Regions from separate parts of the Mus musculus genome. Here regions 2 and 3 are each linked to region 1. The links are chromatin loops, found by intact Hi-C in ENCODE. Cell type or tissue: left cerebral cortex. All regions are shown on one strand. Links, peaks and the distances in the headings refer to the core of each region. The heading gives the core; the rest is flanking DNA. Region 1 has its middle 44 kb from the start of Gm41239. Region 2 holds the start of 4930449E01Rik (RIKEN cDNA 4930449E01 gene). Region 3 overlaps Gm6145 (a long non-coding RNA gene).

The links. Peaks named below come from ENCODE experiments on the same cell type or tissue, not always from the same donor. Only the 100,000 strongest peaks of a DNase experiment are listed, where the experiment ranks them.
Region 2: a loop joins it to region 1, with 2.8 times the contacts of the local background. A loop is called at or near these places in 2 of 42 quality-filtered maps.
Region 3: a loop joins it to region 1, with 2.7 times the contacts of the local background. A loop is called at or near these places in 2 of 42 quality-filtered maps.

What each region holds. Positions count from the first base shown.
Region 1 is chr14:105,773,807-105,784,730 of GRCm38, forward strand. No RefSeq gene overlaps it. Among named protein-coding and RNA genes, the nearest start is that of Gm41239, 44 kb to the right of the region's middle. In left cerebral cortex, for the core only: no CTCF peak of the experiment used is centred there; a DNase peak (open chromatin) is centred at 5,771; H3K27ac peaks cover 2,275 bases.
Region 2 is chr14:105,489,889-105,500,812 of GRCm38, forward strand. It overlaps 4930449E01Rik (RIKEN cDNA 4930449E01 gene), which reads left to right and starts at 8,900. Exons shown (of 3, transcript NR_045921.1): 1 at 8,900-9,193. In left cerebral cortex, for the core only: no CTCF peak of the experiment used is centred there; DNase peaks (open chromatin) are centred at 5,473 and 7,440; H3K27ac peaks cover 686 bases.
Region 3 is chr14:105,625,003-105,635,926 of GRCm38, forward strand. Gm6145 (a long non-coding RNA gene) reads right to left here. Exons shown (of 7, transcript XR_004691309.1): 3 at 2,376-5,812; 4 at 1,305-1,549. Among named protein-coding and RNA genes, the nearest start is that of Mir6390, 6.7 kb to the left of the region's middle. In left cerebral cortex, for the core only: no CTCF peak of the experiment used is centred there; DNase peaks (open chromatin) are centred at 3,195, 3,900, 4,281, 5,603 and 2 more places; H3K4me3 peaks cover 233 bases; H3K27ac peaks cover 3,760 bases.

The DNA of each region.
Region 1 (10,924 bases), core at 3,259-8,258:
ATGCGCAGGGCGAGGATATGACGGCAATGAGCAGCTAGTGATGACACACACCGCTGCCACTGGGTCCCTGGGGCAGGTGGTGGGGATGCCTGGTTGCTAACAATTACATCTATGCCTATGTTGACTCATCAAGCATAGCAACGATGTAGCTCAAATGGATGACCTGCCGGCTAATGCAAACGTAAGCTCATAAACCTTTAAGTCTAATCTTATTAAAGAAATATCTCCCGTCGTCCCTCTATTCTCAGGAGTAATTTACATATGTAAATCTCAATTTTTAAAAGGACTACATGGACATTAGCTAGCGCTAATTTGGTTTTGGCATCAAATTCATTATCTAACTCTAAATAGGCTGAAGTGGCAATGTAGCCATAGGCCATATACTTAGGATGAGTGGACCCTTAGGTATTGTCCTTAGCACAAGAAATAAAACAAAGTACAGTGAAAACATGTGAGTCTAAACGAAAGAGTCTTGTTAATGGACTTAGCACTATTTGCACAATAAAGTGGCAACTCCTCTCCTTTATTTTCCTTCAGTTCCCCCACCCCAGTCATAGTCTCTGGTAAAGACTGCAGAGAAGCATTACCTACGTGTGGTTTAGTCTAGACGTTCTTGCCATGTGGCTTTACACTCGCATTGAGCATATACTCTTTCTGTCTCAGCTTCCCAAATCAAAGTCATGGACTTCTGTATCCAACCCCAAAGAAACAGCACAGACCTCTCTGTACATGGGATAGACTGGAAATGATGTCCCAGTGTAATAGCAAAAAGTGACCATGCTACTCTACTACTGAAACTAATTTCCTTTCAGAAAGGTAAACGACATACTTACTCAAGTATATTTCATTCATTCTTCACACAGTGCTCATCCTACGGTAAAACAGTCAATGCTTGCATCTCCATTCAACCAAAAGGAAGCATGAGGTTTACAGAGAAGGGAATGACTGGTGTAGAATCGCAACCAACATTAAAGGAGTATACCAGTCTTCATCAGAATACTACAGCCATTAATGCGTAGTCCCTAGGGGGTCCGTGAGGTGGCTTAGCAAGCAAAAGTGCTTAGCTTGTGAGCCTAGGGGGCTTGAGTTCCAACCCTGGAACCTATGAAAAGAAGGAAAAACGTGATACGACAAAATTGTCCTGTGACCTCCATTTGCAATCCCTGGCAATTGTGTGCCCCACCCCAACATATATGATGATGCTGATGACAACTACAACGATGACAGGGTAGTCCAGAAAAATATATTTGTGACTAATGAATGCACTGACATGACCAGGTGTTTCCAACATAATGCCAGAAAAGGGGACCATTGTAAGTGTCAGTCCATCAGTCCCCTGTTCTCTTCCTTTCTGTATTGAGCCAGCTCTCATTTTATTTATTCCTATTCTCAGATTGAGCCTCACTAAGTTACCAAGGCTGGTGGCTAACTTGTTTCTATAGAGGAGTTGGGCCTTTGAACCTGCAACACTCCTACCTCGGCCTTGTGGACAGCAGAGGTTATAGCCCTGTACCATTAGACATGACAGAATTGTCTGTTTTTAAAAAATATTTATTTATATATAGACATTTTACATTTATACACTGGAGTACCACTCAGCAATTAAAAACAATGAATTTATGAAATTCTTAGGCAAACGGATGGATCTGGGGGATATCATCCTGAGTGAGGTAACCCAATCACAAAAGAACTCACATGATATGCACTCACTGATAAGTGGATATTAGCTCAGAAACTTAGAATACCCAAGATACAATTTGCAAAACACATGGAACTCAAGAAGAAGGAAGACCAAAGTGTGGATACTTCACTCCTTCTTACAATAGGGAACAAAATACTCATGGAAGGAGTTACAGAGACAAAGTTCAGAGCTGAGACAGAAGAAAGGACCATCCAGAGACTGTCCCACCCGGGGATCCATCCCATATACAACCACCAAACCCAGACACTATTGCATATGCCAGAAAGATTTGGCTGACAGGACCCTGATACAGCTATCTCTTGTGAGACTATGCCGGGGCCCAGCAAACACAGAAGTGGATGCTCACAGTCATCTATAGGATGGAACACAGGACCCCTAATGAAGGAGCTAGAGAAGGTACACAAGGAGCTAAAGGGGTCTGCAACCCTATAGGAGGAACAACAATATGAACTAACCAGTACCCCCCAGAGCTGTGTCTCTAGTTGCATATGTAGCAGAAGATGGCCTAGTCAGCCATAAATGGGAGGAGAGGCCCTTGGTCTTGTGAAGATCATATGCCCCAGTACAGGGGAATGCCAGGGATAGGAAGCGGGAGTGGGTGGGTTGGGGAGCAGGGCGGGGGCGGGGGATGGTATTGGGGACTTTCAGGATAGCATTTGAAATGTAAATGAAGAAAATATCTAATAAAAATATTTATTTCTACAGAGATATTTTACATAAAAATAAATATTTATTTTGCCCCCAAAATTGGACAATACAGAAAGTTAAGAACATGGGTTTCTTCTTGAGTTTCATGTGTTTCGAAAATTGTATCTCATATCTTGGGTATTCTAAGTTTCTGGGCTAATATCCACTTATCAGTGAGTACATATCATGTGAGTTCTTTTGTAATTGGGTTACCTCACTCAGGATGATGCCCTTCAGGTCCATCCATTTGCCTAGGAATTTCAAAAATTCATCTTTTTAATAGCTGAGTAGTACTCAATTGTGTAAATGTACCACATTTTCTGTGTCTATTCCTCTGTTGAGGGGCATCTGGGTTCCTTCCAGCTTCTGGCTATTATAAATAAGGCTACTATGAACATAGTGGAGCATGTGTCTTTCTTACCAGTTGGAACATGTTCTGGATATATGCCCAGGAGAGGTATTGCAGGATCCTCCGGTAGTACTATGTCCAATTTTCTGAGGAACCGCCAGACTGATTTCCAGAGTGGTTGTACAAGCTTGCAATCCCACCAACAATGGAGGAGTGTTCCTCTTTCTCCACATCCTCACCAGCATCTGCTGTCACCTGAATTTTTGATCTTAGCCATTCTGACTGGTGTGAGATGGAATCTCAGGGTTGTTTTGATTTGCATTTCCCTGATGATTAAGGATGCTGAACATTTTTCAGATGCTTCTCAGCCATTCCTCAGGTGAGAACTCTTTGTTTAGCTCTGAGCCCCATTTTTAATGGGGTTATTTGATTTTTTGGAGTGAGGAATGAAGACCAAAATGTGGATAATTTACCCCTTCTTAGAATTGGGAACAAAACACCCATAGAAGGAATTACAGAGACAAAGTTTGGAGCTGAGACAAAAGGATGGACCATCTAGAGACTGCCATACCTGGGGATCCATCCCATAATCATCCCCCAAATGCTGACATCATTGCATATACAAGCAAGATTTTGCTGAAAGGACCCTGATATAGCTGTCTCTTGTGAGACTATGCCGGGGCCCAGCAAACACAGAAGTGGATGCTCACAGTCAGCTATTGGATGGATCACAGGGCCCCCAATGGAGGAGCTAGAGAAAGTACCCAAGGAGCTAAAGGGATCTGCAACCCTATAGGTGGAACAACAATATGAACTAACCAGTACCCCCCGGAGCTCGTGTCTCTAGCTGCATATGTATCTAGTTGGCCATCAGTGGAAAGAGAGGCCCATTGGTTGTGCAAACTTTATCTGCCTCAGTACAGGGGAACGCCAGGGCCAAGAAGTGGGAGTGGGTGGGTGGGGTAGTGGGTCGGGGAGGGTGTGGAGGACGTTTGGGATAGCATTGGAAATGTAAATGAGGAAAATACCTAATAAAAAAATTTAAAAAAAAAAGAACATGGGTTTCAGTGAAAGACACTGAATTATAATCTCCACTCTCACTATGTGATCATTGTTTACATCATTTTGAGTCAATTATTTCTTTCCCTGAGCCTATATACTGCTCCTTAAAACACAGATAGGGTAATACTGTTTGGTATCAAGTGAAACAGTGCATGTGAAACCCTGACAGTTTTTGCATAAAACAGTCGTTCAATTAACTTTGCAATGTTCAAACCTATCCCAGAGGCGCTGGCTAGGGATGATTTTCTTCTATACGTTTTTTTTTTTCCTTATTCCTTAAGATTATTTAAGATTTATTTAGTCAGGTGTGGTGGCGCTCGCCTTTGATCCCAGCACTTGGGAGGCAGAGGCAGGCGGATTTCTGAGTTCGAGGCCAGCCTGGTATACAGAGTGAATTCCAGGACACCCAGGGCTACACAAAGAAACCCTGTCTCAAAAAACTAAAAAAAAAAAAACAAAAACAAAAAACAACAACAACAACAAAAAACAAAACAAAAAAAAGATTTATTTAACTTGTTTTGACCATGATGAGACATATGGAAGGAGAATGGAGGCATAACTCTCTTTGCTCTTGGTGGAGTTTTACTTCTGCATCATCCGACGTCATCCAGTTATAAAGATGACTAGGGCAGTGGGTGAGGAAAAGCCTGGTACCTGGGTGTACAGCACAGTGACCGGGTACTTGTCTCCCACTCACAAGGGAGAGCCTAGTTTCAATGTTTAGTATGATAAATGAAGAAGAGAACTTAGGCTCTGGAGCCAACTTTCATTGATTTTTATAATAGCATGATTAATTATAATAGAATTACATCATTTCCCATTCTGTTCCTCCCTCTAATTCTTTGCATATATCCTCAGCCTTGCTGTCTCTCTCAGATTTATGGCCTCTTTTTGTCTAATTATTCTTACATGTGTGTGTGTTCTTACATATATGTGTGTGTAAATACATTAACATATATATATTCCTAAATATATAAATATGATCTTCTTATTCTATATAATGTTCTTTGCCTGTATGTTTTCAGGGATGACCACTGACATTGTATAAGAGCTGTTTTTCCTTGGGCTTCAGTGATCTTTACTGAAGAGAGGACAGAAAGATTGTAAGAGCCAGAAGGTCGGAGAGTTTGCTGTGGGATTGTGTCTCCTAGAAAGGTCCCCTGAAGTTACACCAGCAAAGTTTCATCAGCATGACTACCGAACCTAGACCTGAACTATAATGACACCAGTAACATGCAACTGTGAGAGGGAGAAGACTCAGGGAGCCTCAACCCTAGGCTGAGGACCATAGGCAACTAAGGAATGCAGAGAACTGGAAAAATAGCCTGCCTTGGTTTTAATATTGTCTCCTCCATTCAATCTGTGCAAGACAGAGCATGTTATTTAACCCCTCCAAACTGCATCAAGATATTTGTATCATATAATGATCATGAAGATTGAGTCAGATAAAGTATTTAGCTGAATATCTGGCATGGTTTGTACTCAATCAAGGTTAATACCTGGACCAAGGGACAAGGGACAAATTATGTGACTCCTGAAACCCTGGCAGAACTCGTGTGTGTGTGTGTGTGTGTGTAATTACACTTTTATACATTTCACTGTCAGAAGTTGAGAGTTAGATTACCCTAAATGTTCCATGAGCCCCTAAAATAGTAAATACTATAGCTCTAATTAATGATCTTCACAGGACAGTGTTAAAATTCCCTGCCTCTTCCTATTTTGAGGTACTCAAACACAGCTACATTGTATAATGCTCAAAACCACAGACTCCTGGGGAAATTTAATTGAAAAAAAAATAGAGGAAAAAAATGAAATCTGTTGCTTAATCTTTGCATCCTGTCAGCTCCTTGTAGGCTCTTGGTAGCTCTCTGTCAGACTTGCTCCTCATTTCCGGTTCCTTCTGGCTTGGTTCCCTCTGTTCCGAGAGTTTCCTTTGGCTGTAATAGCTTCAGGTCTCACAGAGGTTCCAAGTGCTTTCAGAACCATTGCCCGTGAAGTATTATGTAATTCCAAGTCTTATGTAATTCAGGGCTAAAATAGCTTTCATTCTGATTCCAAGAGATGCCTAAAATCTGTTGAGTCTGAATTCGAGTATTATAACATTATGTTAGCCACTTGTAGAAAAATACAAATTAAAAAATTGTGGCTTATCCAGCTTCATGTAGGTGGCTGGATGCTTCCCCTCATCCTGCTCTTGAGCTGGTCTTGATTTTCACAAGCATATACTTAAAAACAGAAACGTCAGATATTTAGGCGAGCTAGAATTACTTAAATAAACACACACATAATCTAACACACATCACATATACCATACATACTCTACACACTCAGTCATGCACACTCACACCACACACACATACACATCACACACACCACTAACACACTCACAGACTTACACATACAGCACACATCACACACAGCCCATACTCACACATACACACACAGTGTGGTCTGCATCATCGACAAAGTAGAGCCTCAAATGAATAGTTTTGATTTGCATTTCCCTGATGGCTAAGGATGTTGAACATTTAAGTGTTTCTCAGCCATTTGAATTTCTGTTTCTAAGAATTCTGTTTAGATCTCTTCCCCATTTTTAATTAGGTTAGTTGGATTTTTTGTATCTAGTCTCTTGAGTTTCTTATATAATTTGGACATTAGTCCTCTATCAAATATGGAGTTAATAAAAATACAAATAAACATAAAATAAAATTAAAAAAAAACTTTTTCCATTTAGTAGGCTGCCTTCTTGTCTGAGTGACAGTGTCCTTTGCCTTACTGAAGCTCTTCAGCTTCGTGAGATCCCATTTATTTTTAGTTAATAAATTGTTGATTTAGTGCTTGATCCAATTGATTAATTGTTGATTTAGTGCCTGCACTAACTGCTCTGTCCAGGAAGTTGTCTTCTGTGCTAATGCAGTCAAGGATATTTCCTATTTTCTCTTCTGTCAGGTTCAGTGTGTCTGATTTTATGCAGACATCACTGATGCGTTTCAGTTGAATTTTGCTCAGAGTGATAGACATGGATCTATTTAATTCTTCTACAGATTGAAATGGCCAGCACCATTTGTTGAAGATGCTTTCTTTTTTCCACTGCATAGTTCTCATCTCTTTATAAGTCAGGTGTCCATACGTGTGTAGACTTATGTCTGTGTCTCCAATTGGATTCCATAGATAAAGGTGTCCAATTTTTGGATGCAGTTTTATCACTATATCTTTGCAGTACAACTTCGGATTAGGGACGGTGATACTGCTAGTTGATCATTTATTGTTCAGGATTATTTTAGCTATCCTGAGGTTTTTGTGTTTCCATATGAAGTGGAAAGTTGTCTGTTCAAAGATCTGTGAGAAATTGTGTTTGAATTTTGATGGAGATTCCACTGACTTGTAGATTGCTTTTGTTAAAATGGCCATTATTGCTATGTTAATCCTACTGATCCATAAGCATGGGAGATCTATCCATCTTCTGGGATCTTCTTCACTTTCTTTCTTCAGGGTCTTCTATTTTTTTTATCACACAAATCTTTCACTTGCTTGGTTAGAGTTATCCCCAGATATTTTATATTATTTGAGACTATTGTAAAAAAAAAAAAAAAGTTTGGTTTTCCTGGTTTCTTTTTCAGTCCATGTGTATTTCATAGGTAGGAAGGCTACTGATTTTTTTATGAGTTAATATTTTTAGCTAGCTACTTCGCTGAAAATGTTATATCGGTGTATGAATTTTCTGGTGAAATCTTTAAGATAACATACACACACATACATATATATGATATTATATACATATGTATCATATATATGATAATCTATAATATCATATAATATAAAAGTAAGGATGCTTTCACTTCTTTCCTTTCAGTTTGTATCCCATTGATCTCCTTTAGTTGACTTATTTATTGCTCTCGTACTATATTGGGTAGATGTGAAAGAAAGGACAACCTTGGCATTTTTCTGATTTTGATGAAATTTCTTTGAGTTTCTTTCCATTTAAGTTAATGTTGGCTATGGGCTTGCTGTAAACAGCCTCTATTATGCTAAGTTATGTCCCTGGTATCCCTAATCTCTCCAGAACTTTTATCATGAAGAGATTTGGGATTTTCTCAAAGGCTTTTTCTGCATCTAACCAGATAATCATGTATTTTTTTTCTGCTTCAGTTTCTTTACATGGTAAATTTCATTTTTTGATTTGTGCAGGTTGAACCATCCCTCCATCTTTGGGATGAAGGCTACTTGATCATGGTGGGTTGTCTTTTTGGATTTGGTTATCCAGTATTTTATTGAGAATTTGTGCATCTATGTTCATAAGAAAAATTGTTCCATAGTTCTTTGTCCTCATATGGTTTGGATATCACAGCAGCTGTGGCCTCATAAAATAAATTGGACAATGTTCCCTCTGTTTTTATTTTGTGGACTAATTAGAATTGTATTGGCGTTAACTCATCTATGAAAGCCTGATGGAATGCTAATCTAAAACCATCTGGTTCTGAACTTTTTTCTTCTCACTTTGCTTGGTAAAATTTCAATTCCTGCTTCTAGTTCACTAAATAATAATCCTATAACCCTACTAGGGGTTATGGGATTGTTCTAATTATTTAACTATATTATTTTATAATACCTTTAATCCCGGAACTTGAGAGGCAGGTGCAGGAGGATTTCTGAGTCCGAGGCCACTTTGGTCTATGAAGTGAGTCTTAGGTCAAGGCTACACAGAGAAACACTGTCACATCATACACACACACACACACACACACACACACACACACACACACACACACATACACACACACACACCACCACCACCACCACCACCACCACCACCACCACCACCACCAGCAGCAGCAGCAGCAGCAGCAACAAAAGCAGCAGGAGCCTTAACAACAACAACAACCAATTAGAAGTTTATTGCCATTTTCTGTCAGGACTATTACTTCTCTCAAACAACGATAGGGCATGAAAGAAGCGTAGAGCAAGTAAATAATCATCCTATTGAGGCTATGCTTCCTTAAAGGAGACAGGGGAGCCTCAAAGGTGGTGTTGGCTATTTCCAGCCTCTCTCCTATATCCTCCTCTTCCTTGTAACCAGAGGCCGACTTCCAAGACACAAATGACATCTAGCCATTGCACTGATTAAAACCCTTAAGGCTCCTTGTTCTTTGCCACAGATCTAAGCTGCGTAGCGTGCTACACAAAGCTACTCACAGACTACAATTTGTGTTTCTTCATAAGGCTCCCACTTCTTCTGCTCCTAGTCTATTCCACTATGTTCCAGATTTAAGATTGAGAGAAGACTGTAAATCATTATCACGCACTGGGTACTCCCTCTGTTTCAATGGGCTGAGGTCAGTGTTAGAGCCGGGAGATCTGATTCCCCATAGGCAGAAGCCTGGGTCTTATCTGAGAACCCTATGGAGTCATCTCCTTATTCTGCTAATTCTGACTTTTCAGGGGTGTTTGTCCCTGTAATGAAATGAAGGGGATGTTTTAGCTCTAAGGAAACTTGCAACTGTCTTTCTGAAGTGGATTCTGCATTAATTTCAAATGGAACAGAAGAGCCTCGGGCGAGGATAGAACCCACCCTTGCCATTTGTGTTGAGAAAAGAGAGAGTTTTATTTAAAAAATATACTTTGTTGCTGTTTGTTCTGCATGCTCATGTGTGTGTGTGTTGGGGGGGGGGGGGTTGTACGTATACTGACATGTGCTCTGGCACATGTGTAGAGATCAGCACAACTTCCTGGTGTCAATTGTCTTCTTCCACTGTGTGGGTCATGGGGATTGAACACAGGCCCCCAAAATATTTTTATAGGTGAGATTAACATAATGCCTCACTTGCCTGATGAAAAGTTTCAATTTAAAGGGCCTTAGGCAAACGTGCAGTGTGAAAAGGTAAGAAAAGAACAAAGTTCCTGGTGCACCTTGTACAGTTAAAAACTCTTTCGCACATCTTTTAAAAATAAAAAGCAAGAATCCCAGTACCCTGACAAAACTCGAAACCACGTAATTATACCTCCCACTTTCTACCTACGTTTCTTTCAGTTTCAGCTGAAAAAAAGAACATCTTCACTTCCCCTAGAAAATGTTACCCCTGTAGCTCAATAGGACACATGTGTGTCTCCTCAGCAAAGCTCTTCTTGCATTCATTGAGACTCTGTGCAAAAGGGCCCAGAATGACAGATACTGTTTTACATATCTGTGCAGGGTAAATATGATAACAATGACCTACTTGATCCTGTAAATCAGATGCATGTGTATGTAAATATATATTTTCAAACACATTTCAACAGACTAGATCAACTGACTTACGTTAAAAATACTAAAATCAAAATATTAAAGAATAATAAATATGGAAGTTTTTGAATATGGAATCAAGATGTTAGTGGAGTAGCTCACTTCCTTAATCTCTTAATTAAAACTGATAACATATTTTACCATCAAGTAAACATGAGACCGACATCTTTTTTTGTTTCTTTGATTGAGACAGACATCTTAATGCTGAGTTTTCATGGAGTGTTCATGTAGAAACAGAAAGGTCATTTGAGCATGCTTTTCATTTGAAATGAACCTCTAATCAAAGTTATACAAATTACGTATTTATTAAATGAGTGAACTCTGAGTCCTTATTGAATAGGGTCTTCAGCATAGTTTGAATGCTTCATTTGCTACTCCTGGAAGAGGTCTGCAGACATCGCAGGGTTCCTGAAGGGGGAAACCAGAGAAATTTCACCCATTTTAGAGTTGAGGGGAAAAAAAACCTAACAGTACATTTTCTCTGTACATTTTTTTTTAAAGACAAGGTCTCACGTAGTCCAGTCTAGCCTTCAATCATTAGGTAGCTGAGGGATGACCTTGAACTCGGGATCCAACTGCTTCCACCTCCCACGTGCTGGGATAACTTGGTTGATAAGTTAGGGGGTTCAAGCCCAGGACTTCCTTTATACTAAGTAAGTGCTCTATCACCTGAGATGTATCCCTATCTCCCAACATTAGTTTTTGGTGTTGGAAATAGATGGTTAAGATAACTCTGGACAATTGTGTTGCAAAAAGACCAATTATTTTAATATTACAAAGTCATATATTATAGATCAAGAAATCTCTTGTTGTTAGTGGGTTTTGTTGCTGTTATCTGTGGTTT
Region 2 (10,924 bases), core at 3,025-8,024, 280 kb before region 1:
GCATGGGTAGAGTAGGAATTTGGAAACATTCATGCTGGGAGGTTTTTGATTTAGTTTTGTTTGTTTTGAGATAGGGGTTTGTTATGGAGCTGAAGCTTGAATTCAGTCCCCCTGCTCCAGCCTCTGAGAGGAAGGTGTGCACGCTTAGCAATGTGATGTTTGGTTGATACAAAAATAGATATTATGGAAGAAGGAAGGGAGAATGGAGAATAGTAAGATCCAGAAAAGATAACCCTATAATTTATCCTCTAAAAATGGATCCGTTCTGAGAATGAAAGGGATTGATATTAAAACTATGTTGAGAACAATATGTTGCAGTAAGATTCTCCCCTGTCATCTGGGAGGAGCTGACATGACAGAGAGAAAAGGCACTCTGTGGGGGTCCTCTGGAGTTAGTGTGTGACAATGCAGGAAGTCTGGAAGGAGCAGGAGGAAAGATACTAAGATAGAGCTGCGGAGGCTACAGAACTCAGTGCAGTAACCTTGGTAACCACACGGGTTTACTGAACAAGCCAACCATGCTAGGTACAGAGATTCTACTGGCTTCGATGAAGGAAGAGCCCAGTAGAACTGTTCTACATTTTGTACCCAGAGAGTATCTGTTTTATGAGAAACTAACCTTGACTCTTGTTCCACACAGTGCCACATACTTTTTCTCACATCAGAAGTCCTTTCCCTGGAGCCCTCACTAGCTCTTTCAGGATGTCTGCAAGATCACAGACTGAACCCGGCCACCTCTGTCTCATGCTTGGGCTTTACAGGTGTCTATAGAGTGGATCCTCATCATTTCTACAACTGCAAAACATGGTTAAAGCTTCCAGCATGACGGGCTATGGGATTTGGGGATAGACTGGATTTTACAGTCGGTTGTATGCCTTTAATAATTCATGTGCTGAGAGAATGAGAAGAATAAAGCAAAACAAAACTCGCTGCGTGAAATATTTTTGGAGGTTTATTTGGTGCAGTTTGAATTGAGAAGGAAGGACTACATTCTTTGTTAAATTTAATTGGTTATGAAAATACTACTCCTTGCATTGTCATGCCCTGTCCCAAAACAAACAAACAAACAAACAACAGACTTAAGGATGTTACGGTACCCAGTGACTCAAGCAGTGGCAATTTTCTGTTGGGTGGTGGTTTTAAGTTAAACTGCTTCTCAGACCTCAGTTGTCTTGACGATAATACATCATATAATGGCTGAGATGTTGAGCCCCCTTGTCCCAAATGCTTCTGAAAATCTTCTGGATATTTTCTTCAAGAGCCCTGGGTAACTCTAGATCTTGCCACAAATCCTGACTGGGTAATGACTTCTGTTTACTTAGATAAAAGCTTCAATCAGACAAATAATAATTTCGTGTCATCTCTAGTGAGTCCTGCTGGCTGAGCTCTTCCTGCTATCTATTGTCTCTCTACTAGAGCTAATTTGTACCTCTGAACGTCAAACTGAATATGGCAATCAACAGAAGGCTTGTGTATATCAAAACATACATACACTTTTACAATATTTACAAGGCATCATTGATTTGGGGACAAGAATATGATCAATTTTCTAAGTAAAACATACAAAAAAATCATTTTCTTCAAAGAAATATTCTCCAAGGTATCTAATATCGAGTCAACTCCAAAGAAACCCTCAATAGTCATTGGAATCAGTTACTATCACCCTGCTTGGTTGAAGTCTCAGACTCAATGGTGTGCTGAAGTGGGACAGACACTAAAACACAGTGATCAGAGGCCCTCAGTTTTGCAGCCAGGAGCAGCCTTAAACAAGGGAACTACGTGGAGTCCAGTTCAGCTTTGGAACCTGGGCACTGACATCAACTCCATGCCCTGTCCTCAGGTGTTCAACTCATGTGACAGGTCCCTCTTGATGAGAAAACCAGAGCACTTCAGATACCAGTAGCCTGACATAAGGGCTGACATGTAAGCCAGCCTAATGACAAAGGTTTTGTGTTCCTTCTAGAAAATTCCAGACTGCTTGTGTCTATAGGACATACTGTTGCATGCATAGGTCATTCAGAAATGGCAAAGATGTTCCTAGGGTCACATGTCTGGCTCTAACACCTGCAATTTGTGTCGGTGATAGATGGGCTTTAGTGAAAGGTGGAGACATTTATGGAAAAAAGAGAAGGTAAATTGTTCACCATGCCAACATTGACCTGGATTTTCCTTCCTTAACAGGGGGATTATAGAAATAAGGACCAGCAGCCTCTGTTGTGTGAATTGCCTTGTAGACCTATCCAGTTTCCTTCAAGACACCAGGCAACAACAGAGACCAGCTTAGGTGTCACTTTTATGGTCTAGAGTTCAGTTTTCAAACCTTGAATCATGATTAGTCAGAGTGCGCTGATGCAGCCTATAGTAAAGGGGTATTGGAAACTGGACTGGGTAGAGAACTCTGCTATGATGACTGTATTGGGTGGTTAAAGGGAAGTTTATGGTGTCTGGGTAGAAGGAATTCTATAGAAAGACTCCAAGGTTCCATTGAGTTTTCATTCTCAAATAAAGATGGCACCTTAGGTGTCCAGAAGAGGCTGCTCCACGGGTCTTCAGTCTTCCTGTCGTTTACTTAGGTCATTGTGACATGGCCATGCAGAAACTCTTCAATGTACAGTGTGTGTCCATCTTAGGCATTTGATTGTAGGAACTATGGAGGACCAAGTTCCAGTTGATTAACAAACTATATTGAAATATTTGTACCTCCATTGGGTAACTAGCATTTAGCTCTAAAATGACATTTGGATAAATTCTCCCATTTTGGGTGCCACTGGATAGGACAAGTATATTGTCATAATACCCAAGAGAGAAATCTATCAAGCTTTTTTTTCCTCTAGATTTTATGGTCCTATAAGCTTCAGGAATGGAATCTTTGATGTATGAGCTCAAGCTTGACTGCGGTTTTCCATAGTGGACTTTTAAGACATTTAAATGCCCTCGTGTGCTCAGGCTCACACCACAGAGCAGGATCCCTAAGCGTTTCTTCCTACTGTCAGGGAGGACAATAGAGAGGCCACTACATTTGATTTTTAAAATATGTAAGCCGGGCATGGTGGCGCACGCCTTTAATCCCAGCACTTGGGAGGCAGAGGCAGGTGGATTTCTGAGTTTGAGGCCAGCCTGGTCTACAGAGTGAGTTCCAGGACAGCCAGGGCTACACAGAGAAACCCTGTCTCGAAAAACCAAACCAAACCAAACCAAACCAAACCAAACCAAACCAAACCAAACCAAACCAAACAACAACAAAAAAGTTTAAAAAAAAAAAGCTTAAAATCAAAGCTATAAAACTTGAATCCACTGGAAAGGATTTGATGATGACTCAATAAATTTGTTATTTGGGAGAAATAGTAATTTTTTTCTGAGACATTCCCAGGCACACCAAAATGGACAAAGACATCATAGAAATGCTTTCTGGCTCTTTCTCACTCTGTTCTTGGCTGTGGTGGTTTGCCACAATCAGATGTCTCTGCCCCTATCCCCTCTGTTTTATTATTTAGGAATATAGGGCTCTTACTATTTCACTATATCAACATAAAATGCTTGAAGTTACTTCCAGGAGAGGGATGAGGTAAAGGACAGAGGACTGAGTAAAGTCATACCAACTCAGGCACAAGGAGAGCTTGGATCTTGAAAGCACACTTTCTGAACTCAGCTGGAAGAGTCTGTTGGGTACCAGTGGTCTTTCCAATGTTGAATTAATACCACTTGCTCTGAAACACGCTATTTAGCATCTTCACACTGCAACTCCCAAATTTGAGATCTGGAGAATAGCAAGATCCTTCTCAGGGAGATTATCAAGATTAAACGAGACAGAGGACTTATTTGAAAACATATTTACATCATGGCCTGGAGTTGGCACAGATGAAGTAAACAGAAGCTGTATTACTGTTGTAACTACCACGATGAGATAGATTATTTATCTTCTGACACTTATGGAGATCATCCAAGGTCTTGATGACATTGTGTTGAGACAAAGGCAAAAGAAATAAGAACTGAAAGGTACACATATGAAATCATATGTGTGTAAAAACATGTATAACATATATAAAGATACCATATATGATATATAGCACATCTTTACAAGTAAAATATAACATATAAATACATGTAAATATTTAAATTTATGATGTCTAACATGCAACTTAAGGCATCACATATGTTTATAATATATAAAATAATTTATATCTTCATGATATATAACATGTATGTGTGCGTGTGCATATATTCATACATATATTAACTATGAATATATGATATATTAAATATAATTTATAAATGACTATCAACTATAGATTTCTTATGCATGGCTCAGAAGTACTGATATATCAGTCATGTCCTTTGTTTTTGGCACATGGCAAAATGAACTTTGAATGTAAAATTACTGACATGAAAATACTAATACGGGGACCAGCAATATGGTTCAGTGGATAAAGGTGCTTCCTGCCAAGCCTAGTGACCCGAGTTCAATCCCTGGACGGAAGCTGTGTGATAGAAAGAGAGGAGCAACTGCTGTAAGTGGTTCTCTGACTTTTGCATGTACACTGTGGCGTGTGTTACCTTCTTCCCCTACCCACAAGATAAATAAGCAAGTGAGGCAATAATAGACTCTGGCCAGGTGTTATGTATTTATAATTTTATCTTGTCACCCTTCTTAAGATTCCAATAGACTTCAGATGAGCAAGTTCATCACTAGCCAACGCAGGGACTTGACGTTAGTGTTGGAGCCAAACCAGGAGGACAGTAAAGAGAGTCCACTAAAATTGATTTTGGTTTACTGGCACCTGGATTGTTATCTAGCAAACAGACAATATACACATGGCTTTGTGTGTAACAGTCTGTGGGAGGGAGTGCAAGCCAGCAAGTCTTCTTCTGCCATAGTTTAGCTACAGAATTATCTCTATCAGGTGGGAGATGCACTAGGAAAACTGAACTATTCTGGAATGTGGGCAAATTGATTTATAAGTGTGTGTGTGTGTGTGTGTGTGTCTGTGTGTGTCTGTCTGTGTGTGTGTGTCTGTGTGTGTGTGTCTGTGTGTGTGTATGTCTGTGTGTGTGTGTCTGTGTGTGTGTGTGTCTGTGTGTGTGTGTGTCTGTGTGTGTGTGTCTGTCTCTGTGTGTGTGTGTGTGTGTGTCTGTGTGTGTGTGTGTCTCTGTGTGTGAGTGTCTGTGTGTGTGTGTCTGTCTGTGTGTGTGTGTGTGTGTTTGGGGTGCTTGTTAGTTAGGCAATGTGCTTTCTCCTGGGAAATTCAGGGTAAGCAAAATATGTACTTTTTTCTTGAAATAGGCATCACCTTTTTTTTTTTTTTTTTTAACCTCCTGTGCCAGTTCAGAGAGCTGGATCACACTTGCCCTAGTGATTTATATCCTTGCTGCTCCCTGCCATGTGTGGGTAATGCCGGGTCTGTTCCAGTTGCACCACTATGATGGCATCACACTTTCACCCTTCACTCTGAAATCAACACTCCCCAAAGCTCTCAAACAGATAGTGCTCAGAGCTTTCCCCTGGGTCCTCTTTGAATTAAATCAATTAGGGGCAGGCCATATGTTCACCATATGTATGTCAACTTGCCAGAGATTCGTAAAAGAAAGAGAGAAAGACATTTTTTTTTAAAGAAAGATCACAAATCACTTGAAAACACACAAACTGAAAAAGAACTAATCAGTCAACTAGTTAAATCTCTATTTATATATGTCAAGGGTTGATTAAAATTAGACAAGATAATATGCCCCCTGATTACCATTATATATTGTACTTCCATATTTTTTAACTCTCATATGCGATTAATTTCTTGGGCAGTATAGGAAATCAATCACTCTTTCTCATGTTTTCTTCACCTGTTCACTCACCTGGAAAGAGAGAAATGATTGCCAGGCCAGTGGTAGTGGATCTTCACAAAGTTCATCAGGGTTCAGCACTCTGCAGAATATGTGTGATGTTTTGTGAAGATTCCAGCTGTCCTTCATTTATTGTAGGATTGGGAATCCAGACAGCTGACTCCTGATGCCGGAATAGTACATTCAGATAGGTCTCTTGCTCTGATTTCTCCATTCTATGGCTGTTGTCATTCCATTTTGATCCTTTAAAAGCACCTGCGTGTCGCATGTTACAGCTAAAGTTACACACATATTTGAGACATGGAAACCTCAAGGAAAAGAGAAGTTGTATGAAGCAGGTCTTTTGATTCCATTTTGCTACACTATGGGCACAGCTAGTAAGCTTTCTTCCTAAGAGGTCCCCATGGACCGCTACCACATTGGCCTTCCCCTTCTGGCTCCTCCCTCTTCTGGCTCCTCCCTCTTCTGGCTCTTCCCCGTCTGGTCCTTGGTGATCACACATCGCCTGACCTTGGCGTGAATCATATCTGTCCTCTCCCTTCACACTGCACAGAGGTGCTGCTTCTCTCTCGTGTGTCGACTGCTTCCACTTTCCCCTCTTTCTTCATTCTTCTACCAGTCTCTGCTTTTCAAAATCTTCTCTTAGTGAGGTTGAGGTTAAATGCAATAGATGGTAGAGATCAGGGATGTAATTTAGCTTCTGAACAAACTGATGATAAACACCAGATATCTTAGGTGATTTTTGTGGCAGAATTATGTTCTTCTGCTTTTTAAAACGTATTTTATTTTTACTGCTATGGGTGTTTTTTTTTTTTCCTTATAAAAAAACAACATTTAATTGGGGCTGGCTTACAGGTTCAGAGGTTCAGTCCATTATCATCAAGGTGGGAGCATGGCAGTATCCAGGCAGGCATGGTGCAGGAGGAGCTGAGAGTTCTGTCTTCATCCAAAGGCTGCTAGTGGAAGACTGACTTCCAGGCAACTAGGGTGAGGGTCTTATACCCACACCCGCAGTGACACACCCATTCCAACCAGGTCACACTTATTCCAACAAGGCCACACCTTCAGATGGTGCCACTCCCTGGTCCAAGGATATACAAACCATCACATTCCACTCCCTGGTCCCCATAGACTTTTTCTTTTTTTAATATAATTTTTATTAGGTATTTTCCTCATTTACATTTCCAATGCTATCCCAAAAGTCCCCCATACCCTCCCTCCCACTCCCCTACCCACCCACTCCCACTTTTTGGCCTTGGCGTTCCCCTGTACTGGGGCATATAAAGTTTGCATGTCCAATGGGCCTCTCTTTCCAGTGATGGCCGACTAGGCCATCTTTTGATACATATGCAGCTAGAGTCAAGAGCTCCGGGGTACTGGTTAATTCATAATGTTGTTCTACCTATAGGGTTGCAGATCCCTTTAGCTCCTTGGTTACTTTCTCTAGCTCCTCCATTGGGGGCCCTGTGATCCATCCAATAGCTGACTGTGAGCATCCACTTCTGTGTTTGCTATGGGTGTTCTGCCTGCATGTATGCACCACATACGTGCCTGGTGCTCTTGGAGACCAGAAGAGGCTGTCAGACCTCACATGAGAGATCCTGAGAATTGAACCCCGGTGCCCTAGATATGCAACCAGTGCTCTTAACTGCTGAGTCATTTCTTTAGCCACAGCATTGTGTGTGTGTATGTGTGTATGTGTGTGTATGTATATGTATGTGTGTATATAGATATATGTATGCATTTATATATACATACATAAATATGCATATATAAAAACTTTTTTCCTTGTGTATAGTCATGATACGTGGTCATGTGTTACATAAAGCTATTTTCATACAAGTATATAAGCATACTTTGATCACCTTGCCCCCTATGCCCTCCCTATCTCTTTTGCCCTCCCCCCTTTCTATTATTCCTCTTATTCTCCTAGGCTATTTCTCTTCTATTTTTATGTCATATGCATACATTATTTTACATATCCATATATATGTTAGGAATCACAAGGGAAGGAAAACATATTTGTCATTCTTTGAATGACAAAATTTGTTTAATATGGTTATGCCCATTTGTGTTCATTTTTATGAAAATGACATAATCTTATATTTATGCAGTCACGTGAAGGAAAATTTAAGAAATCCTAGACCATGCTGAGAAGGAGAATCTTATATTTTTAAGGAGAGAACCACTTATATGTGAAGAAAAAAAAAATAAGAGGAATGGGAGGATTCTATGGCAGCTTCTCTCTCACTACCATGGGAAGAAAACAGATAAAATTAAATTAACCCTCGGGACTCCATGCTCTCGGGGGGGGGGGGGGTTTCTTGGGACCTTGCAAAAAGGATGGAGCATATGGTAGGAAGTACCCCTGTGACAACATGGGCTCAAATGAAATTTCAAGGATCATAAATCCTCCTGTTTCTTCTCATAATTTGATGAACAGCTGGTACCAGGAAGTATAACATTCCTCGAGTTATATTCGTGCCTGCATTTCTTTTTTTAAAAGTATCTTTAAAAAAAAAAAGCATCCGGGTTTGGCTCCTGGAAAAAGGAACATGGAACCACTCCAGGATGATCACTAATCTGCTTCAGGAAGGCAGCCTTCCCACCTCGGGGGACATTCACAATGGTCTGCTGTAGTGATCTGTCATAGCATATGGAGGGGGGGGGAGTGGAACATGAGATTGCACAACAGAGGAATATGCATAATTTGGAACTGTGGTTTAAGAAAAAAGGAAAAGAAGGAAGGGAGGATCCCATATTGTCTGTCTACATAGCCAAGAAGAGGCCAAGTGATAAATTCTATGCCCATCTTGAGGGCATAGACTGGGAAACTAGTGGAGAGAGTAAATCACTGGTTTTGGAAATGTACCAAGTTAAATATCCTTTCTGCGTTATCCTTTAAAGAATTAGTTGAAGACAATGGGACTCCAGAGAGCAGCGCTCCCCTAAGTGTGCAGTGCCTGCTCACATACCATAGGTAGTACAGAGACCCTTCCCCCCCCCCTCCCCGGTAAGACAGGAGATGGAGTGTGAACAGATCCCCCACGTCTCTCCTGTGCGGGATGACGAATGCTATATCCTTTCCAGGCTGGTCTTCACTCATCTGCTCTACCTACTGCTTTCTGCTTTGGGAATGCTGAGTGACTTTACCCTGTAGAACCTGGGCCCATCTGAAAGAGGAAGGGATGAAGGCCAGCTGGGTTGGCTGGCTGAATGAGTGTGTTGCATGGATGGATCGTTGTTCACATGCCTCAACACTTTCTGCGACTGGTCAGCTTGGTAGCATTCATTCTAGCAGTGGTCAGTCTGCTCCTCTCCTTGAAGCAGAATGGGAGAGTGTGGAGGAAGGCAGGAGCAGGTAAGGTGGGCAGAGAAGACAGAATGAGAGGGAGAGAGAGAGAGAGAGAGAGAGAGAGAGAGAGAGAGAGAGAGAGAGAGGAGTTGCAGATCTGTATTTAAATCCGACTATTGCCCAAATAGTCTGCGTTTACCTGATATGCCTATTGTTTATGTTCTGCTTTTGCTTTGAACATTTAAAAAGGAACCAAACAGAAGCTGTACATTTTAAAGCAATGTTCAGGCTAGCAGGTGTTAAGAAATGCAAAGCGGGGAAACCGTTGCAACGCGACGAAATAGTCAGCATTACTTGCCCCCCACCGCCCCGCCCCCAAGCCTCTCAAGGTAAGATGGCTCTACTGTCAGCTCAGCTGCAGCCAAGACAAAAAGGCCTGGCTAACTGAAGGGACAGAGACAAGACAGGCAACCTCCTTTTAACATCTCAGGGGAAAGAGCTCACTCAGGAAGCAGAATCTCATGGCTCCGGAACAGCAATGGCATTGTGCCAGCAGACAACAGGAAGTGAGCACAAACAGACCCCTCCTCAACATAAACGCGCACAGACTTAACCTATGGCCGGACTTCTGCCCTTGAGTGACCAGAGCCATTAGGATGCAGGTCAAAAGGTTGTCGTGTGACAGAAAATGGAGCCTTATTGAATGAAGGAGAACTAAAAAAATTCTTTTGTTTGCTTCACTCTGGGGTTTGTATAGCTACTGTGATGTCATAATGGAGTCCAGAGTGGGAAAAAGAAACCCCTGATTTATCACAGCCGGAGACAGGCCGTCGGAAACTCAGTTAAACCCTGAAGGGGAAAGACAGGCACAAGAAGGAACCACACAAAAGTCAGCGTCTTCTCCGACGGGGGTGTACACAGTTATCTTTCTGAACATCAGAAGCTGAGAGAGAGACCACCAGAAAATTCCTGCTTTATCTATGAGGGCGGAAAGACAGATAGACGCTTTCCTGACCCACTGGCTTTTCTTCCCTAGACTCCAAGGTGTCTTCATCATAGTGGGCTAGGAGGGAAAGAAAAATGTGATTCCTAAATCTATACAACCGGGGAGTGTATTACATGATAGCATAGGAAAAATTCACACACACACACACTCACTCACATACAAACATACACACTCACACTCACACACACACACACACACACACACACACACATACAAACATACACACTCACACTCACACAAACACACACACACACACACACACTCACTCACATACAAACATACACACTCACACACACACAAACACACACACACACACGTATGCATACTTAAGCAGCTCTATACAGACCATGTATAAAAAGATGTGGAGATATGGCATGCCAGATAGAGTGCTCAACTTTACAGACAAGGGTAAGATCTGAGGTTTACTTTGTTTAGTTATTTATTTTTTAAACAAACAAACAAACAAACAACCTCTGAGCACTTTTAAAACGTCTGAATAAATTTTTTTTGCTCAGAATTTTCTTCTGGGTTAAAAAAAAAAATCTGACCCTTAAGAAAAGTTTGCTCCGATTCATCCTATAATTCTGTTGATAATGATGGCATGGAGGAGAGAATACTGCGTTTACCCTAAGGTAAATATCATTTGTGTGTTTTCTTTGATCCCAAATCTGGAACCTCGGTAGCCCTTTACGTCCTGATAGGTTTGCTCTGAGCTATATATTGTTCCTTTAATGTATCAACAACTAGGGAGCTACTGCGTCTCAAATTGAACTTTATATTTCAGAGAATCA
Region 3 (10,924 bases), core at 2,399-7,398, 150 kb before region 1:
AGGAGGAAAAATTCACCAGAAATTTTGATACACAACCTGACAGGACACGGGCTTCAACCCACAAAGATTCTGATGGAAAGATTTGTCTCCTGGAAAGGCTCCAGGAAGATAAAGTGCAAAACAAGACAGGGCGGAGCGGGCGGCGGAGCTGAAAACACTGCTGACATTCTTCAGGCGGTGCCACTCTTTTGTTCTTTGTATTAAATATTCTGAATAGTTTGGCTCTCTTTATTAACTGATAAAATTAAGGTAGGCTAGGTGTGTGTGTGTGTGTGTGTGTGTGTGTGTGTGTGTGTGTGTACGCGCATAAATTCATTATTTCTGACCAGCTAAGTTTGAAAGCTCACTGAAGCATAATAAAAAGAAAAAAAAGAATCATCACATCCACAACTTTTTTTTTTTTTTTGGACAACCTAGGGAATACAAGGCTGGCAACAGAAATGGGAATATATTCAGGAAATCACAGCCTTGCATCAGCAGGCTATCATTTTGAGAAGCAAAGGCACAGTTAAGATTCGGTATATAGATGCTCTCTCCTGGTTAGTCTCCTATGGGAAGCTTATCACACTCCAGAGACCTCACGTAGTCCTTCCTGTGCTCACAGGGAGTGTGGAGGACGATGTGATTTTTGTTGTCAGCAAGTGTGAAGGCAGAGTCTCTCTCTCTCTCTCCCTCTCTCTCTCTCTCTCTCTCTCTCTCTCTCTCTCTCTGTGTGTGTGTGTGTGTGTGTGTGTGTGTGATAACTAGAAGCCCTTCATCGTGGTTTGATACTCTGCTCTCTCTAGCCGCTAAAATTCAAAATCACTTTGAGAAAGGCACCTTGCATTTTCATTTTCCGCAAACTGAGGCCTATGCTGCCTGCTCAACCCAATCACATCGGAGTCTAGGCCTTGACCTAGTAATGGCGGCCCTTTGCTAGTAATGGCAGGACCCTCCTGGGCCCATCTTCAGCGTTTGTTGTTTGTTTGTTTGTTTGAATAGCAGTCTCATGTTGGACTTAGACTTGTTTTACTTATAAAACTGAAAATCTCAGGATGGTTGGGATATTTTTATGCTTCTCTTCGTTGATTGACTTGAGACAAGTTTTCAGCCTATGGCTCAGATTAGTCTGACACTAACTGTATAAATCAGGTGGAATGTTAACACATTGTTATCCTGCCTCAGCCTCCCTGGTGCCGGAATGACAGACCCGCACTACCATGTCTACCTGTTCATTCCATTTACATAAGTGAAATTAAGACACACACAATTCAACTAATGTTGTTAACTGTAGGCAATACCATGAGACTGAGTTCTAGTCTCACCTCTGCCAGGAATTTGAGGCTACAGTTCTCTGAGTGAGAGAAGCTGTCCACTCCAGACGCTGCTGTTTTGCTTTTTAGTCTTCGTTCACACGCTGGATTCCTCTTGTAGGCGGTGTCTCATTGGGTTTAGTTCTATCAGAGCTGTGCTTCAGAAAGCCTCGCTGGAGAGACTGAAGCCAGAGCTTCACAGACATTTTGATTAACTTTTCCCTCTTTTAAGCCACTTTTTGGATCTCAGACTGTTTCTGTGGAGCACACAAAATCCTTTGAGCCCTGATTCATCAAAACTGGATTGCGTGTCTGTGGAGGGATTCCATCATGCTCAAAGGTTAATATTTTTAAATGCTTAGGTCATAACTTTTCTGATAATTAGCTGTGATTGTTTTACCTATATATTGATTTTGAAAATTGAAGTAGCTATTATGCTGTGTTTGCACATGTCTCTCTGTGTGTGCGTGACTGCACTCAAGGCCCTATGCATATGGACAAGTGTTCTACCACTGAGCCACACCCAGGTCCCCGTGCAACTTCATTTATAAAGTTCAATATCCTACACAAAACCTTCAAAACCTTCACTTCTAACTTCTAATCAACTTTAAATGCAGTCGTGAGGGGTGATTCAATGTTTGTTTATTATTGTTATTTTTACAAACAGCTCATATAGACTCACAGGGACTCACAGAAAATACTATTTCTACTCTCAGTGATGACATCTTTATTACAACTGTCTTACATATGTGAATGTTTCTGGAACATTATATTCAATTAATTTAGTGGTTTTTTTTTTCTGAGTCTCTCTTATCTCAATAACCTCTAGTTCATTTATTTCCTGAAAATGACACAATCCTTTCTTTATATATCTGCAAAAAGCTCCACTGGGTATTTATACTAAGGTTTTTTTTTTTAAGGAATTCATGTGTTGACAGACATCTGGGCTAATTCTTTATTTTGACTACTGTGAACACTACAGTAATACTTAGGAATATTTGTGCTTTGCTATCATATAAAGCCACACTTTTAAACCTGTTCTTACCTGTTACACAGCAAACCTTCTCTTGATGTTGAACATACCTTGACTACTATGGATGGGCCAGCGTATCATTTCCTCCTAGGTGGATAATCCTCAAGAAATTGCAGTGCTTCGGTATTAATCTGGGGAGCAGGTCAATACAGATGATGCAGACATCCTGCCAAAATCAATGAGTTACATGTGGTCGCTTGGGGGGGGGGTGGTCTGTTTATAACTATTCCTTTGCCACCAACCCTAATAGGCTGAGTTCAATTCTCCAGACACAAGGAATAAGAACATCGACTCCTACAAGTTTCCCTCTGACCTCTGATACACACATATAACAGGATTAATAAATAATGCATTTAGCTCATTAAGTAGAAGATAATGCCTCTGCTGCAGATGTTTTATGTATTACTTCTACGAAGTAATGTGCTCATATTTTTTCTTTCTGTTTTTGCTGTTGTGACCTTGGTCTATGGTTCTTTCTTCATTAGGTTTCACGGCCTATTTCCTCTCTAGGAGGCTGTAAGTGTGTTTTCCAAATCCACCCTTCCTTCCTTCCTCCCTCCCTCCCTCCCTTCCTTCTTTCCTCCCTTTCTCCCTCCCTCCTCTCTCCCTCCCCCTCTTTTTCTCTTTCTTTCTTTCTTTTCTTTCTTTCTAAGGTGAGTCTCATTTGTACTGAGCACCAGTGACTGTGGTGAAAGAGAAAGCCATGAAGTCATCTTGCTGTCTGTAGAGGCAAGAGAAGCAAGATGTCCTAGTACTTTGCTTGGAACAGGGAAAGGATTTATTTTCTGGCTATGTAAGCTGAAACTCAAGAGAGATGGGACTTGTTTAACAGGTCCCTCAGGAAAATCATATGCTCCTAGCCACACCAAACAGCTTTAGGTCCTTCATCAGGAACTAAGATGAGAGTTACTGTCTCATTAACTCTAGAAGTTTTGCTCTGTGTCCCAGCTAGTTCCTTCCTGTCATCTTCCATCCATTTGGAGCTGACACGGGAGTGGAGAGGGGATCAGGGTGCACTCAGGGCTTATTGGATTTGGTTATCTGGAAAATGCATGTAAACTAGGGACAAGCATGACATAGACAGCAGCCTTCACGGTTTTCGATCACAGTATCTTTGTTCTCTAAAATGATGACAATTGCTCTAGCATCTAATTGAAACAGAGCCCACAGAGGGTACCTTATTTACCTCAAAGCCCTTGAGATCCTGCCCCGAGCTTAGCGCATCACCAGACTCGTGGCAGTGATTGAGAGCAACTGAGACACGTGGATTTCCAGGATGAAGAGAGGAGAGAAAACATTATTAGAAAAACATAGGTCAGCTATAAATTGCCTTGTTGGAGTGTTTTTGGAAGGGCAACAGTGCTTTAGGAAAGCCATCATCAGTGAGGACAGTGTGAAGAATAAGTCAGGGGAGCCAGGGAATAATGGCACCTGACCAGGATGTGGTTAGAGCAAGAACAGCTGGGAGGGGCTGACTGCTGCCTCTCATTAGGTCCCTACCCTTTCCAGCATCTGCATGTGAAGTGAAACAGGAAGAGGGTGGATTTAACCAGGAGACTCTCAGCATGCATTTAGTCAGTGCGCTGTGCCTCTTGCACAGATGGTGTTCCTTAAGAGTCTATGTCTATAATCCCCTAAAACAAGATACCCAGGAAGGATTCTAGCTCCGTATTCTTTCTTCTGCCCACATGAATAATGGCACGTTTCTCCATTTGTGAAATAAGTAATTAAGTTGGGATAGCCTCCAAGGACCCAACAACTTTGACAGCTTGTAGTTCTGCTTTTGAGAAACCAGAGTTTTTGTGATTTCTCATCCAGTTTAAATATTAAGTGACAGCTGTACAGTGCTCAGTGATGTAGGTAATTTCGGAACCCCCATGTATCCTTCATATGCTGGAAACTCCCAGATGCTTAACATCAAACTCTGTTGTGCAAGTGGCTTGCCAACCCCTTGACGCCTTTCAGTTGGTTATGTGGTGCTTGGCATCACTTTAATGGCAGCCAAGTCAAGAGCAAGATGCTCCTTGTGATTCATCACCTTAGGCCACTTCAGCAGCAGGCTTTCCTGGGTTAAAGTGATGCTGACTAATGGTCAGCTCACACAGCATGGTGCCACTTGCTTCTTTAGAGCAGATCACTAACCTTGCTCCTCTCATTCTAACAATCATTGGTGCTAATTGCTTCGAAGGTTCTCAATCTATCCATAGGCCAAAGCAACAAACTTCAGAGTAGAATTACTACACAATACGAGTCTCATTAACACGTGTGCTCAGAGTACATGTGTGGCTTGGGACAGTGAAGAGGAGCTTGTACTGGACAGTAAGGACTGTGTTCTTGGGATGCTGTCAGTTATTTTCTGGGCACCTTGAGGAAGTCAGTAACCTCTTTTATCTAATCCTCATGCTATTTATGAGCATTTGTCATATGATAGATCTCGTTTTAAAGGTTTCTGGATCACTTTAAAATTTTTATGTTTGTCGCTCATCAAATCCCTAGAACAGGATCATTATCAAAAATTTTTTGGAAACTCAAAACTCTGTACTGCAATCCCCAGTCTCCGTCTTCCCCGTGTTATTAGCATTAAGTATGGTCTTCCTCCTCTCAGAAGGCTCCCTCAAAGCCCCTTGCTCCTTCCCTGTGAGAGGGAGGAAAGCAAAACATTATGGTATTGCTTGTTTCATATCTATCACAACTTGGGAATAGATAATGACCATTCAGTCTTTTGGGCAAGTATTGATAGTGACAATTCTCTACTCGAACACTCCGCTCATTTCTATTGAAAGAAAAATTGGTTCTTATTTGTGAGGTCTGAAATTTATGTTGCTGGCATTTTCTCACAACTAAGCAGAAAAAAAATTGTTTTTCTCCAAAAGTTATCTTCTAGCTGAAATATAGGCGAATTATATCTAATATATATATGTATGTATGTATGTGTATCTATATATATCATCTAATTCTTGTAACTTGATCAGGTGAAAAAAAAATAAAAAGAGAAGCAAGAAATTCCCAACTAGAAAAGGGATTCAGGTCAAGAATGGGAACTAGAGGTTTTGTAGCACAAGCACATATATGGTTTAGTCAGAGCAGATATCCAAAGCAAACTCCTCTTGGCGCTCTATTTACCGGAAAGTCCTTTCAGCAGTTTCTGTAAGTCCCTTACCTTGTTGCCAACCACTGATTTGAGGTTCAGAAGCAAGTAGAGAATGGAGCTATTATTTCTGTGACTTTTCATTAATTCTGGGTCTATGGTGACTGAGCATCTTTCTTTCCAGAAGCTCGGAGGCATTGTTGACTGAGCTGCTATGCTAATTTGTACTTTGGAGTAAGGCTTGAGCTAGGACTTACTGCAGAGATGGTGCAAATGGATGGTGCAAAAGCTATGGCACCCGGAGGCTGCAGTTGGAGCTTTAGTGACGATTCCTATCTGTTTACATTTCATTGCTCCGCATTCTGATGATAATATATTCACCACATGTGACTTCTTCACCTACAAGTCCAAAAGATACATCAAATTCAACAGGTCACATATGAATTCATTAGCAAACCCCCCCCCCCATTTGACTTTTTTTTGTATTTTATACCTTGATCTATTAAAATAATAATTCTCTTACTCTTTGAAAGTTATACACATTTAAACAAATGTATATTGATCACGTCCATCTACAACTACCTCCCTCTTAAGTCCCCATTATGCCCGCCCGCCACATCTTCATTAATTATTCACTATCCATATAGAAATCCAAGCTGGAAACCACAGCGCTCCTTGGTTCTTCCTTTCCTTCAGCATTTACACTGAATGAGCGTCTCCCGACCATCCGTTCCACCTCTAAAATGTCTTTGAATCTGCTCATTCCTCCAACCACTATCCTCATTTTCTCTCTCCTGGATCTTTGTCAGAGCTTCCTAATGGGTCTGCCTGTCTCCAGGGCAACCACTTTCTATTCCACCCACCGATCTGTGCCAGGGTGTGCTTTCTGAATAGCAAATCTGATCTTGTCAACTTACACAATTAAAATCCTCCAGTGGATCCCAGCCACTTACAGCATGGAAATTCAGGCTCCTGAGCTCAGCCTGAAAAGACTGTTTTTAATTTGGCTTCTGCACCTTCCACCTGCAACTCAAGGCTGTTAATTTCTGAGGTTGGCATCATAGAATGTGCTATTGAGCTCCCATGGCTTTCTGTGTGGAGCGTCAGTGCCTTGAACAGCTTTCTGTCTTCCTCCCCTAAACACCTACTTATTCCTTCTGTAAGGGCTTCTGGTGACACCTGTCCTAAGCAGCTTAGGTTCCCAGTCCCCTTTGTGTATAGTCTCAATTAACAATGTCACATGCAACCTTGTATCATTTTTTTAGCTTCATTATATTTGAATCATGTTTTTGGATGTATTTCCCCCAGCTTTCTGTGAATTCATTTGAGCATTGTCTTTGTATTTTCAGCCTCGGGCCAAGCGCCTGGCAGAGGAGAGGAACCCACTACATGTTTGCTGAATATGAATGAATACCGAGGCAGCTGGTTTCAGTAACAGCAGAGCCACCCTGGGCATGCAACTTAAAGTCCTTTGAGACTTTGTCCTCATTTGCAAGATCAGGAACAAAACGAGCACTATCTTCCTGTGTATGATAAGAATTAAAGAAGATTCTGGCATGCTCTGTAAACTGGTGTACTAGTGTAAGAAAGTGTAATTATCGTGACTCATTGCATGACAAATAAAGATTTATTTTTAGAAGGTGTGTGTGTGTGTGTGTGTGTGTGTGTGTGTGTGTGTGCGCGCGCGCGCATGCACACACGTGCATGCACATGAGCATTTATATAGGTATCTGCCTATAAATGCAAGTGTTTCCAGAGGCTGGAAGAGATCCTCAGATGCCCTGAAGTTGTAGTTACAGGTGGTTGTGGGCAGCCAAACATGAGTGCTAGGAACCAAACAAGAGTTCACTGGGAGAGCAGCAAGGGCCCTTAACTACTGAGTCATCTCTCCAGCAGCCCCTCCCACAATGGACTTTAAACTTTATTTATAGATATATGTAACCAACTTTGTACTTTACAAAATCGCCATGTAATCTATCTTCCCTCTCTTGGTCTCTGGTAAATCTATCAGGCAAAGTCCGGCCCAGGATCCTTCCAAGCAGTCTCCTCCCTGGACCAGGCAGAGCATAGCAGGCCCACGCCTGGCTCCACATACACTCTGAAGTGCCCGTTTCTCTTACAGATTGTACTGTTCCATTTCACACATTTATCTTTCCTACATTTTCTTGTGATGTTCTTGAGGTTTGTTCTCTTTGCCATCCTACACACTGAGTCAAATCCCAAGAGCAAATTTAGGACAATGTAGACAGAACATTCAAAGACTGATAGTTCTCCAGCTTATCCTGCTTCTGGTTAAGGAGTGGTCCATGAGGTGCACCCCTGACCAGGGCTCTTGAATCCTTTTGTGAGTTCCCTTGACGGCCACTTGATAACAGCCCAAGGTTCCAGAGTGTCCTGGAGACTCCCCAGGCCACTGCCATCCCTGACATTCAGAGTTCTTAGTGGACACAGCATCCTTGGTTTCTCAGCATCAAGTCTCTGAGATCTGTCATGGTCATTCCTGCTATTCAAGAGCATATCATCTAAGCAAAAACCAATGTCTTCCCTGGACCGTCCTCCCCTCCTCTTTCCTGAGCTGCTGGCTACCTTCCTTTTCTCACTGAAAGTCCTTTACTAGATGTGTTTTTAAAGGATGTTTAACTGTTCCTGGTGGTTTCCTCAGTGTCAGGTTCCATGCTTTGTACAGCACTTGTGGTAAAACACATTTCCTTACGTGAAACCTGCAAAGAGTTACTATCGGTGCCCCCTCTTTGAAGGGCAAAAGACACTGAGGCTCAGAGTGAATACATGACTTGGGAGATGTATCAAAAAAGCTTGAGTCTACTCATGTCCAAGGTGAGAGTCTGCCCCTGAAACATCAAGATGCTATCTCTCTTCCTTTCAATTGCACCCTTGCCTTCCTCTGAGGCCTTTACCCTCCCTCCAGTAGCATATAGTTGTATCTATCATTTGACTCATGATTATTCTGTTCTCCCACACTCCTTGGAAATCACAATTACATCCACTGTACAACCCTCAGCTGTCCCCATCCTTATATTTCTTATAGTATCACATCAGGTTTCCTTCAGTCTTTGAAATACTTTGAAATATTCAATAATATATATTATGTATACATATATGCCTTATTATATAGATATATAGAGATTCCATTCTGTTTGAGTCAGTCTCTTGTCTAGCATCAAACTTGCTATATATCTGAGGCTAGTCTTAACCCTCTGATGCTAATACTCTTGCTTCCTCCTCCTGAACTGTAAAACTATCATACCTATTTTATGTGGTGTTGAGGATTGAACCAAGGGCTTTGTGCATGTTTGGTAAGCATTCTACTGAATAAGTTGTATCTGTAGCCTAGCACCCCCCACACACCCACCCCCTACCACTTTCTGCATGGTTTTAGGAGTTGAAGCCAGGTCCTCACACATGCTAGGCAAAACACTCAACCACTGAGCTACCTACCCAGTCTAAAATTCTGAAGACTATAAATTATAAACTGTCATTCATTTCAGACAGGAATTTTAGTATGTTAATTTGTGATCTATTCAATTAAATTTATCAAAGACAACTACAAGATCATCATGTTGTTTTTGACTGAACTAAGGCAATATATTTATTCATGAATGAAGAAAGCTAATTTCTTAAGGTTGAAAAAGAACTCAATACCTAACATCCAGCAGGATAAATGATGGGACTGGAGAAGGTCATATTGAGGAAGGAAATCCAGACCCAGAAAGCCAAACATCATATGTCCTCTCTCATCTGAGTTTCCTAGTTCCAATCTTCAACATATGTGTACTCCTCAAAGCAAGCTCCTCTTTGCAATGGGCAGGGACCATCAGAAATTCACAGCCAATCAATCTGCTGATTTTTGGAGACCAGTCCCAGTAGACACATCTACGACTAAACTCCCGCACCTAAGACTCAGGAATCATTTCAGAAGATGGGTAGAAAGACTCAGCGGATCAAAGAGATTGCTATAAGATTGTGTCTCCTAGAACTGTCAGGCGTGATACCTGTGAAGTGTCAGATGCATGGCCACCTGAACATGAGCTGATTAAGGATAACAACAATAGACATGCTAATGTGGATGAGGGGAAGCTCACAAAAACTCAATGCCACCAAAGACCTACTGGCAACTAAAGAATGTTAAAAGCAAGAGAAGTACTTTTTCCCAGGAAGACCATACCACTTGGCTATCCAAAACCAAATGGCCAAGTGGTTAGCCCTGAAAAAATATTCATACAAGTAACATTATGCAGAATTAGCAGGCTGTGTTTATGTATTTAGGATTTCTCTCTCTCTTTCTTTCTTCCTTTGTCCCTCCCCTCTCTCTCCCACTTCCCTTCCTACCTTACCATGACCACCATCACCACCAACAACTAATAACAAAAGGCCAAGGGCCATGAGTTTGAAAGAGAGCAAGGTAGGTTCATGGAGGATTGGGAGGGGAGCAAAAAGAAGGAGAGATGATAATTATATTATAATTTCAACAGATAAAAAATAATTTTCAAAAAGGTAGAAAAACAACTTTAGCCCTCATAACAACATTTCATTTTACCTTCTTCTCAGTTAATTAACTCCAAAGTTTTATTAGCGCTGGGAACAATCTTATCGCTTACAGTTGCTCTTCACCACATTCCTGGGAACTAGGAAAGAACAGGCAGTGTACACTGCTGTTTAGAATAAAGTGGACTTGGATCCAGATCTCATACTGAGCGTCCCATTCATGGCTTCCCATCCTATCACATCTCCTCGTGGATCCACTTGAGAAAATCAAAACCAGGCAGATGAGGGAGCAAAGCTAATTTGAAATCAGACATTTAACTTGCATGTTCTTGAACTGAATATATTTTATGTTTGTAAAGTAACTTAAAACAGTAATTTTATTCCTTAATTTCAGCAACATGGCTCAGACAGACAATAAATAAATATTCTGTATGAGTTTTAAAAAGATATTATTATATAAACACCTTCTAGACCATGAATCGAATCCTATACCTTTCTGTCTGTAGATGTTATTGTGGGTATTTTACTAATCCATAAATAGTACCTCAGAACAAGTGAAAATTTATTGATCTGATAGGAGAATAATGGAACTCTGTTTAGCAATCCAGCTCACTCCTACTCTAAGGACCCTTCCAGTTCACCCGGACAAAGATTACCAGTGAGGAGATGCAAGATTATTTCCATATATTATGTTCCTGGGAGTGCACGTATTTGAAAACTCACCAGCTTGTGGCACTGTTGTATGAGGCTGTGAACTAGGAATATGTGGCCTTGCAAACAGAAGCAGCTTCCCATACATACCGCTGGATCCAGTCTAGCTCCCTGTTTTCTCCTCATGAAGTGACCATCTGCTTGGTACTCACATCAACACAGACTAAGAACTTAACTCAGCCACTTCTACCACAATATCTGCCTCACCATCGTAGTTGGGATCCTTTGACATGAGCCAAAATAGACCCTTTTCTCTTAAGTTGTTTCTCCCAGGCATTTTGTCAGAGCCTCAAAAAT